2 separate regions of the Mus musculus genome follow, and region 1 is linked to region 2. The links are chromatin contacts, found by Hi-C or POLR2A ChIA-PET in ENCODE. All regions are on one chromosome and are shown on one strand. The core of a region is the stretch at or near the end of the contact, and the rest is flanking DNA. Distances in the headings are between cores, read along the strand shown.

Region 1 (4,724 bases), core at 1,817-4,316, 39 kb before region 2:
GGAAACTGAACCTGGGTCCTCTCTATCTCTCCAGCCCCTATCGTATTTGGAGACAAGGTTGCTTCATTGCTCAGGCTGGTCTTAAACCCTTGAGCTCAAGTAATCCTCCTGTCAGCCTTCCTAGTAGCTGGTGCTACAGATCCACACCACCATTCTAGCTTTTTTGGGCAGGGGGAGGGAGTTGAGTTAAGGTCTCACTGTGTGGCTCTAGCTATCCTAGAATGCATGATGTATACAAGGCTGACCTCAAACTCAGAATCCGCCTGCCTCTACTTCAATAGTGCTGGAACTAAAGGCATGCACCACCACGGCCTCTCTCTCTCTCTCTCTCTCTCTCTCTCTCTCTCTCTCTCTCTCTCTCTTCTCTCTCTCTCTCTCCCTCTCTCTCCCTCTTCTCTCTCTCTTCTCTCTCTCTTCTCTCTCTCTTCTCTCTCTCTGCAATATATAAGTATACAATATATATTTAATGAAAATGAAAACAACTGAAGGGCAACATAATAATCACAGCCACACTTCACTGACTGAGCCATGACTAACATGCCAGGTGCCTGCCTCTTGTTTGGAACCTTACTGACGGAATACTCTTCCACTCCCCCCACAGCAGCTACCAGTAGCCCACCATTCTCAGAGTTTAGGTCTTCACTTTCTGTGTCTCCAAGCTCTGCCTGACCTCCTGTCTACCCATATGTCATTCTGGAAGCTGGAATGGTGCAGACCTGGGGAATGCCACCAACAGTCTGCAGACCATCCCTGACCACAGCTGAATTCACACCCTAACAGCTCAAGGGAAGCGGCTGGCCTGCAGAAACCTCAACAATAGCTCAGAGAAGAAGAATAAAAATAAGAATAAAAACAGCCCTGGGTTTGTTGTTCATCTTCTGTTTATTTATGTTTGCTCTCACCCTGAATTTTGGAAAATGCACTGAGACTACCCAGCAAAAGACAGAAGGAAAACAGGTGTCCCTATTGCTGATGGGAACTGTATGCAGTGATAAGACAGGGCCATTGTGACCTACAGAATTTCTGCCAAGTGCTGGGTGCCACATGCCAGGTGCCTGGCATTATGCCTGAAATAAAATAATAAATAAGAATACAGCATCCCTCCCTCACAGGGTTGACAGTCTAATTCCGGAGAGAGACTGACAAGCAGTCTCTCACTGATAACTAAATGTAAGTAGCATTGAGACCAGAAAACTAAAGTAATGAGAGCATAGAATAGTTGGGAAAGAGAGAGGATTCCAGGCAGGCTTCCAGGAGGAAATGCCCCTTAGGCTAAAACCCAAGGGTGAGAAAAGAGAAGGCTGCATCAAAGCCAGAGGGCTGCTGAGAGTGACTGGCAAGGCCAATCATGACCTCGCAGAAACTGACAACCATTGCAGTAAACAGTAGAGAGGAGCCTGGGGGTCAAGGGTTCCCCAGGTCTTGATGAGGTATGGGCAAGCTGAGGTACCTCCACGAGGCTTCCCTCTCTGCGTAAACCAACAGTCAGGCCGTCCCACCACAGCATTCTCATCCAAATTTTTTGTTTTGGTTTTTGAGACGGGGTATCACTATGTGGCGCTGGCTGTCCTGGAACTCGCTGTGTAGCTCTGATTGCCCGCAGACTCTCAGAGATCCACCTGCCTCTGCTTCCTGATTAATCAGCTGGAATCAAAGGTATGTGCCACCCTACCCCACAAAGATTGTTTTTAAATGGGTATGTGTATCTGTGAGTATATGCCACATGAGTTCAGATACCCAAGGAGGCCAGAAGAGAAAGTCAGATCCCCTGGAGCTGGAGTAGCAAATGAATGTCAGCTACCCAATGTAGGTGCTGCGAATCAAACTTTGGTCCTCCCAAAGATCCGGAGTCACTCTTAGCCACTAAGTTCTCTCTCCAGCCACCCTACCTCTACTGGCTAGTTTGTGTCAACTTGACACAGGCTGGAGTTATCACAGAGAAAGGAGCTTCAGTTGGGGAAATGCCTCCATGAGATCCAACTGTAAGGCATTTTCTCAATTAGTGATCAAGGGGGAAAGGCCCCTTGTGGGTGGGACCATCTCTGGGCTGGTAGTCTTGGGTTCTATAAGAGAGCAGGCTGAGCAAGCCAGGGGAAACAAGCCAGTAAGGAATATCCCTCCATGGCCTCTGCATCAGCTCCTGCTTCCTGACCTGCTTGAGTCCCAGTCCTGACTTCCTTGGTGATGAACAGCAGTATGGAAGTGTAAGCCAGATAAACCCTTTCCTCGCCAACTTGCCTCTTGGTCATGATGTTTGTGCAGGAATAGAAACCCTAAGACACCACCCCATCCAACTTATAAATCTTTCTAGTGAATATTAAATCAGTGCTAGAAAATACACTCCAAGTTCAATCCGCTGTCAGGGCACAGTGGATAAAAGACAAGCCACGACCCCATGTTGTTCCCTGTACTCATTCCTGTGACCAGCAAACCCTATCAAAGGTTTTCCATGGTTATGTAACAAGAACCTGACAAGTGACACACAGGATCCAACCGTTTCCTCTCTGGAAACAAGGAAAGGGAGTGTTTGCAGAACATGTAGTACAGGGCTTTGTACCTGGGAGACTGGCAAGGCCTGGAATGGCCATCCAGGGGCAAGAGTCTGGCTAATCCAAAGCACTTATTTCCTTCTGATAATCTGTAATCTGTAATTTCCCACTTTTAAGGGTAGTAATTACTCCAAACAAAGAGCAGTAACCAAAAACAGTGGTTAAAGGGAGTGGCTTTTTTTTTTTCCTCTAAAAGAGATCTGCAGCTCAGTTAAAGAAAAAATAAAAACCTTAGTTCAAAGCTTGTCTATTAGATTCAATAGGAAAATAGTTTGAAGGAAAATATGGTGTGCAAACAGGAAAAAAAAAGTGGAAGCCTACCCACACCAGGCCCCCACCCCCTACAGTGAATTTGCCCTACCTGACCCACCTTACTCCTACAGCTAAATTCCTAGAATTTATTTTCTAGGAATTTAGACAATTCAGATTGGCTGCCTCCACTCTCTCACCTGACATCCCTATCTGCCTGAAGGGCCCACTTGAAATTCAAGTGGCGAGCCAGACTCGCAGGCTTGCAAATAGAAAATGCACTGTCATTCTTCTCCCTGGCTTTTCACATTCCAGTCCTCCCCACGGCCTGGCTGCCTGAGCAAGGGGACAGAGCACCGGCTGCCTGGCAGCTGTGTATCCTGGAAGAGACGGCACACACAGGAAAAAACACACAGAGCAGGCTATACTGCATGGCTGAAAAAAAAAATCAAAGCCTTCCACTTTGGGTGGACAGGAGTAGTGAGCTTTAAGCTGAAGCTCCTTCCTCGGGGAGGGTACCAAGTGCCCCACACTGCAGTCCCATGTGACTACAGCTCAGTAAGGGCTGCCAGATTCCAGGAGATGGATGGATGGATGGACCTTAAATAGTCACCAGGAGGGTGACTTCTTGTGTAGCCCAGGCTGTCCTGGAATAAAGCCGTCAATGGGAGGATGACCTTGAACTTTAGATTCTCCTGGGTCCACCTCCTCCATTCTCCTGGGTCCACCTCCTGAGTTCTGTTTAGATTCTCCTGGGTCCACCTCCTGAGTTCTGGGGTTTCAGTTGTGTGCCACCACACCAGGCTTATGATATGGCAAGTCCAGGACTTGCTACATTCCCAGCCCACACACACAAGTCCTGTTTTTATTATTACTTGTGTGTACTTGTATCTGTGTGCATGTTTATGCATGTGCACGTGTGTGTATGTGTGTACAAGACTATGCCCATGCATGTGAAGGCCAGAGGCCAAAGTCACCTGTCTTTCTCTATCATTGTCCACCTGTTCTTTTACTTGATCTGGCTCACCAATGGGCTAGACTGTCAGGCCAGAGAGCTCTGGGAGCTCTCTATCCCCACCCCATCTCCCAGTGATAGGGTTACAGACCAGAATACCATGCCCACCTTTCGCCTCAATTCTGGACACCAGAACTCAAGTCCTCACGTACGAGAGCAAGAGCTTAAGTACCAAACCATGTCCCCAGCCCTCTTTTAAATACCAGCATTCAAAAGTGCAAACCTAAGATGCCGTCATATACAAAGTCATCTTTTAGGCAAAGTCTGTATAAAGCAGAGAGTTGGGGCTGATGCCGCATTTTAGAAATGAAGGTCCCACCGGGTAAGGGGTAGGCCCCAGAGGCAACATGTGACCCACGTACAGCAGCTTCCAGCTGGTCTCTGCTGGTCTTTTTTCTGTGATTGCCCAGTATCATATGCCCAGTCTTGTTTGGCCATCAGCCTGGCTCATTACTTCACACCAGCCTGGTCTAAATAGATAAAAATCTGCCTAGGAACTGTGGCAGAACTTGGATTAGTTCCAGGATTGGCTGGTTGGCTGAAAGTGGCTACAATTACTCCCAGAGACTGGGATCCCTTGTTTCCTGGACACTAACAGCTGAATTGGTGAATTGGGGTAGGGGGCGGGGGTGTCAGATCATTTGATTTGGGGTCAGAGCAAAAATTTTGCCTTGATGTTACAGTACTCTGTTTTCTTAGGGTACATTTATTTGGGGCACCCAGAAAGGCAGGGCTCAAACCCTATGAACAGCCACCCTTTGGGGCTGTCTGCGTAGTAACGAATAAAGACAACGTTTTGCACTTACTAGACCATTGAGTCACACCCCAGCCCTTCTTCCTCTTTTTCCTAGTCTTCCTCGTCCACACCCTTTACATTTCTCAGGCTCATCCAATCATCCTGGCCCTGACTA
Region 2 (4,292 bases), core at 1,145-3,644:
GCTTTAGAAAGGAGTTCAGACATCTTCCAGATGTCATCCCTACGCCCCCCTCCAGTCCTTTACTAGATCAGCTCCCTTGTTCCCAGTTCCTTTCCCACACTCCCCTTGCCCCATAACTCAGCTCAGGCCGAGGAAGTGGCCCTTAAATGAGGGGTTCCCTTCTACTGCACAATCTGCACACTCTACAGACCAGATACAGGCCTGCCCTCCCCCACACCCCCATAGTTTTTCAAGAAAAGGAAGCTACTAGTTCATTCAGCTTGGGAAAAGGAAAAGAGACCCACCCTACCCCCAGAGACTTCCCTAATAGGGCAGGACCAAAACAGTTCTACTCACCTAAGCCATTCTCAGTGTGGGGAGAGGCCCTAAACATTGCCCACATTGCCCATAGCATCTTCCTGTGTGCCCTCCCCTCTCCCAGTCACCTATGAGGACAGTATCATTGATATGAGGACATGAATCATTGGATCTTGTGAATTCATCCCATCTAGTATACGTTAGGTACAGTAAGATGGTTCCTGCCATTGCTAAAGTTTAAGGGCAAACTGTTTCAAAACCATTTGTTGGGAGTCCTTTTTCTCCTGGGAATTCCAGGTCACTTTCCAAGGATCCCCCACCCCCATCCCCCCAACTACCTCCAGAAGCTTTTCTGCAAATCCCCTCCACAGAACAGGGACATTGAGACAAGTACCCCTGGACACGTGTGTCCTCAGAGACAGCCTAGGGCCACACCCTGCCAAACCAGGGTGCCAACCCAGACATCATGCGCACAATCTTCTGTGGTCACATTGTGCAGAAGTGACAATAGAGTGAGCAGGCAAGCACACACACACACACACACACACACACACACACACACACACACATACCAGGGACACTACGTTGTCAAGGCTCCACTCCATTTGACTTGTAGGATATCCCCGGGTCACCCCAAGAGTCTTCAGTGCTCATCGCCATGTACAGCTAGCCCTGATGTCAACCCAACGCCACCAAGGTTCTGCGTCCCCCAAATCTGCCTCGGCACTGAAAGGGGCTCCAGCCAGAGGAGGCCCAGGCTCCCGCACACTGCACATCCCCTCCCTGCATGGGAAAGCCTTACATAACACAGCTCTCTGCACACACCCTAAGCATGTTGCCTTTCCAACCCCACAGTAGGATCTTGCCCCCCGCCCTCTCCGCTGGCGCGCACTGCAAAAGTGAAGGGTTCCAAAGGAGAGCAGGGAAGTCCTTCACCTACGCCCTGCGCTCCGGCCCCCACCGCCTACACACGGCCTCTTTCCCCCTCCGCTTTGCCCCTCACCCCCACCCCCACCCCCGAATTCTGGTTTGAATTAGTCACCGGCTCCAACCACTACATTCCTCAGGCTGCTGGAATCCAGCCAGGCGCTGGGGCGGGGGCCATCCCGCCCGGACGAGTTTGGGAGTGGGGTGGGGTGGGGAGAAAGCACCGCCCCTAGAAGGAGCAAGGGAGGTTCTGGGGACTGTGTCGATTGCACAGCCCCCTCCCCGCCCACCCAGCGCAGGAATCTCCCTAATTATGTCCCCCACCCCCCCTCCCACTCCCACCCATCCCACAGGGAGGCACGCTGCAAACTTCCAGGCTCCGACGCCCTGGAGAAAGAAGGGAGTTTTCTGGATCTGGAAACACAGAGGGGCAAGACTAGGGCGGGGCAGTTGAAGGGGAGCTGTTAAAGTCGCCGCTAGGAGCCAGAAAGGGAGAGGCTGGTGGTACAGAGCAGGGTGGGGCCGAGGGGAATCCGGACGCGAAGTTCGAGATGGAGGTGTGGGGAGCCGCGAAAGACAGCAGAGGGGGCACGCGGTGCAGGGGCGCGGGAGGGGCGATGGGGCTCTTGGAAACTTCTCCAGTAAACATGGTATAGGAACCAAGTAGCGCTCTGAGCCGCCGCCCCAAAGAGATGGAATCGGTCAGGGACCACCAGATCAGGAACGCCCTGCACTGCAGTTGGAACGACAATACATCCGCGGGAAAAAACTAAAAGCGCAGCAAAGCACACTTCGAAGCGATTTTCTAACTTAGTTAAACTTGGCCCCAACTCCGGAGAAAGAGCTTTACTCCCGAAGCGTGACGCGTCGCCTGCCCCGGCGGCCGCAAGCGGCCAGGTTTGCTCCCAACAGTCGGAACCCTCGTAGTGACACTACCGCAAATGCACCTTGTCCGAGTCCCTCTCTCCCCTGGTCGCCCGAACCCTGGCCCCACACCTTACCGCCCAGCGCTCCGCTTCCCTACCTGCGGGCTCAGCCCCAGGACGCAGCCATAGCCGGCGAAGGGCCCGAGGTCGCAGTGCTGACTGCTGGCGACGGCGAGCCCCAGTCGGGGCGGGTCTGGCAGGGCGGACAGTGCAGTCCCCGCGGCAGAGCTGCTCCAAGTGGCCGGGCCCCCGTGCGCGGAGGCGGCTCTTGTAACTCGGGCGGGTCTGCCCGGAGCTGTGGGGAGAGGGCGGGGCCGGGCGGGGCCCGAATAGGGCAAGGACCCGAGAGCACGACTAACACTGAAGCCACCCTGGAATGGGCCGGTGAAGGGAGAAGGTTGAGGGGGCTCAGGGACGAGGAGGCGTCGCCTTTTCCCCTCCCCTATCCCATCTATTGCTCCTGTCCCGGCTCTGGATCTTCCCACCCCATTTTAAACAGTGTGTGTGTGTTCACCGGCAAGAAATTCCTGGAAGCACGCAGGGGCACAGATTCACAGTCGGAATCCAGAGTCAACCTAGTCTGCAGAAGAGCCAAGAAGCTCAGATGATTCAACCTCGACCTCCAGCCTCCACACAGACCTTTGAGCTTTCTCTCAAGCTCAGATACATTAATCCCAGGCCCCAGCCTCCTCTCCCAGTTCCCAGGCTTCTTGCAGCCTCGCCCCGTTCCTCGCCTTCAGGCTCTCTCCTCTTCTACAAAACACACTGACTCTAAGACTTAGATCCGACCCCTAGGAATGGAGTCACCTATGCACCACACCACGGTGCTGTTCTTCATTGCAGCGACACCAGTCAGGCCTGCAGCTGTTGGACGCACCATGGAACAACTCACTCTCTCCTGTAAACTCTGTCCCCCATGCCTTTTGGGTATTTTATTTGGGGGAGGGAGCACAGACTGTGTAGCCCGGCCATCACAGAACTGGCTAGAACTGACAGCCTTACAGATTCCCCTGCCTCTGCCACCCTGGGACTAAAGGCATGAACCACTATGCCCCAGTAAGCTTGAGGAACCCAAGATCCAGCACTTTCTTTGCATTCCCAGGCCTTCTGCGCCTCTCACAGCTCCTCCCCCATATTTCCATTTGCAAGTTGCTCCGCTCCCCAATTTACAGCCATTTCCCACAGCCACTTCTAACTCTATGTGGATTTTATTAAATGCTTAATGATGGGGTTGCAGAGATGTTCTGGCTGCATCCCCCCTCCGCACCTCCCTTTTTCTCCTTCCCTATTGAGTTCTACCCTCTCTGGCAGGTGGCTACCCAGCTGCCCACTCCAGTTTCCCTTCCTTCCCAAATGCCCCAAGAGGCCTCAAGCTGGAGAACTGAGACCTTGGCCTGAGGCAGGAGCACCTTCGCTCCAAGATCATGAGTGGGCTGGGGCTGAGACCAGCCCTGCCCTGTCCTCTGAAATGGCAAACATGTTTGCAGGCTAAAAATATCAGCCAAGTCTGCTGCCAGCCCTGGGGGCTGTGTCCAGGTCCAGTTACCACACAGGGTACAGGCGATGGGGGGAGGGAGACAACAGAAGGGAGTGACAGAGAACAGACACAGATGTAATGGACACACCAGGGTGGAGAGAAATGTAGGTAGAAATTCAGACAGGCATGGACATGTAAAGACAGGCAAAGCAGAGACTTGGCTACTAACATTCCTCTCTCTCTCTCTCTCTCTCTCTCTCTCTCTTTCTCTGCCCCTCCTCAAACCCACTAGACATCACAAACACACTGTCAATTGGCTTAACAGCCCCCCCCCTCCAAATCTACTCCCTTCCCAGCACACTCCCTACGGTGAACTCAGTAAGTTCCAGGCCACCCAGAGATACCAAGTGAGGATCAGGCCAAAACACATTTCAAAAAATAAAACTCAAGAGCCAGTCATGTTTTTTTTTTCCTTTTACTTAGTGTGCATGATCATGTGGAGGCCATGGGACTTGTGAGGGTCTCTTCTCTCTTTCCACTGGGATCAAAGAGGTCATGAGGTTTGGTGGCAACTACCTGAACAAGTCATCCCCTAGCCCACAGTCCTGATTTACTGAACCAGGGTCTTACAGTGTAACCCAGGCTGTTCTGGAATTCACGATATA

The links. A loop is a pair of places that touch in the nucleus more often than their neighbours do. ChIA-PET counts read pairs that join two places held with the same protein, here RNA polymerase II (POLR2A).
Region 1: a loop to region 2 is called in a map of gastrocnemius, with 2.0 times the contacts of the local background. The contact joins the enhancer-like site here to the promoter of Ahnak in region 2. A Hi-C loop is called at or near these places in 7 of 37 maps with a recorded cell type or tissue (gastrocnemius, heart and left cerebral cortex). POLR2A ChIA-PET finds 5 or more read pairs at or near these places in 4 of 5 experiments (Patski and embryonic stem cell).

Annotation. Positions count from the first base shown.
Region 1 is chr19:9,026,369-9,031,092 of GRCm38, reverse strand. It overlaps a transcript of Ahnak not described here. Among named protein-coding and RNA genes, the nearest start is that of Ahnak, 39 kb to the right of the region's middle. Within about 2 kb of position 3,066, at least 2 of the 3 ENCODE cell types and tissues checked have a DNase peak (open chromatin) inside an H3K27ac peak, as active enhancers do; they include gastrocnemius and heart, where a contact is called at or near this core.
Region 2 is chr19:8,987,386-8,991,677 of GRCm38, reverse strand. It overlaps Ahnak (AHNAK nucleoprotein (desmoyokin)), which reads right to left and starts at 2,394. Exons shown (of 5, transcript NM_009643.2): 1 at 2,249-2,394.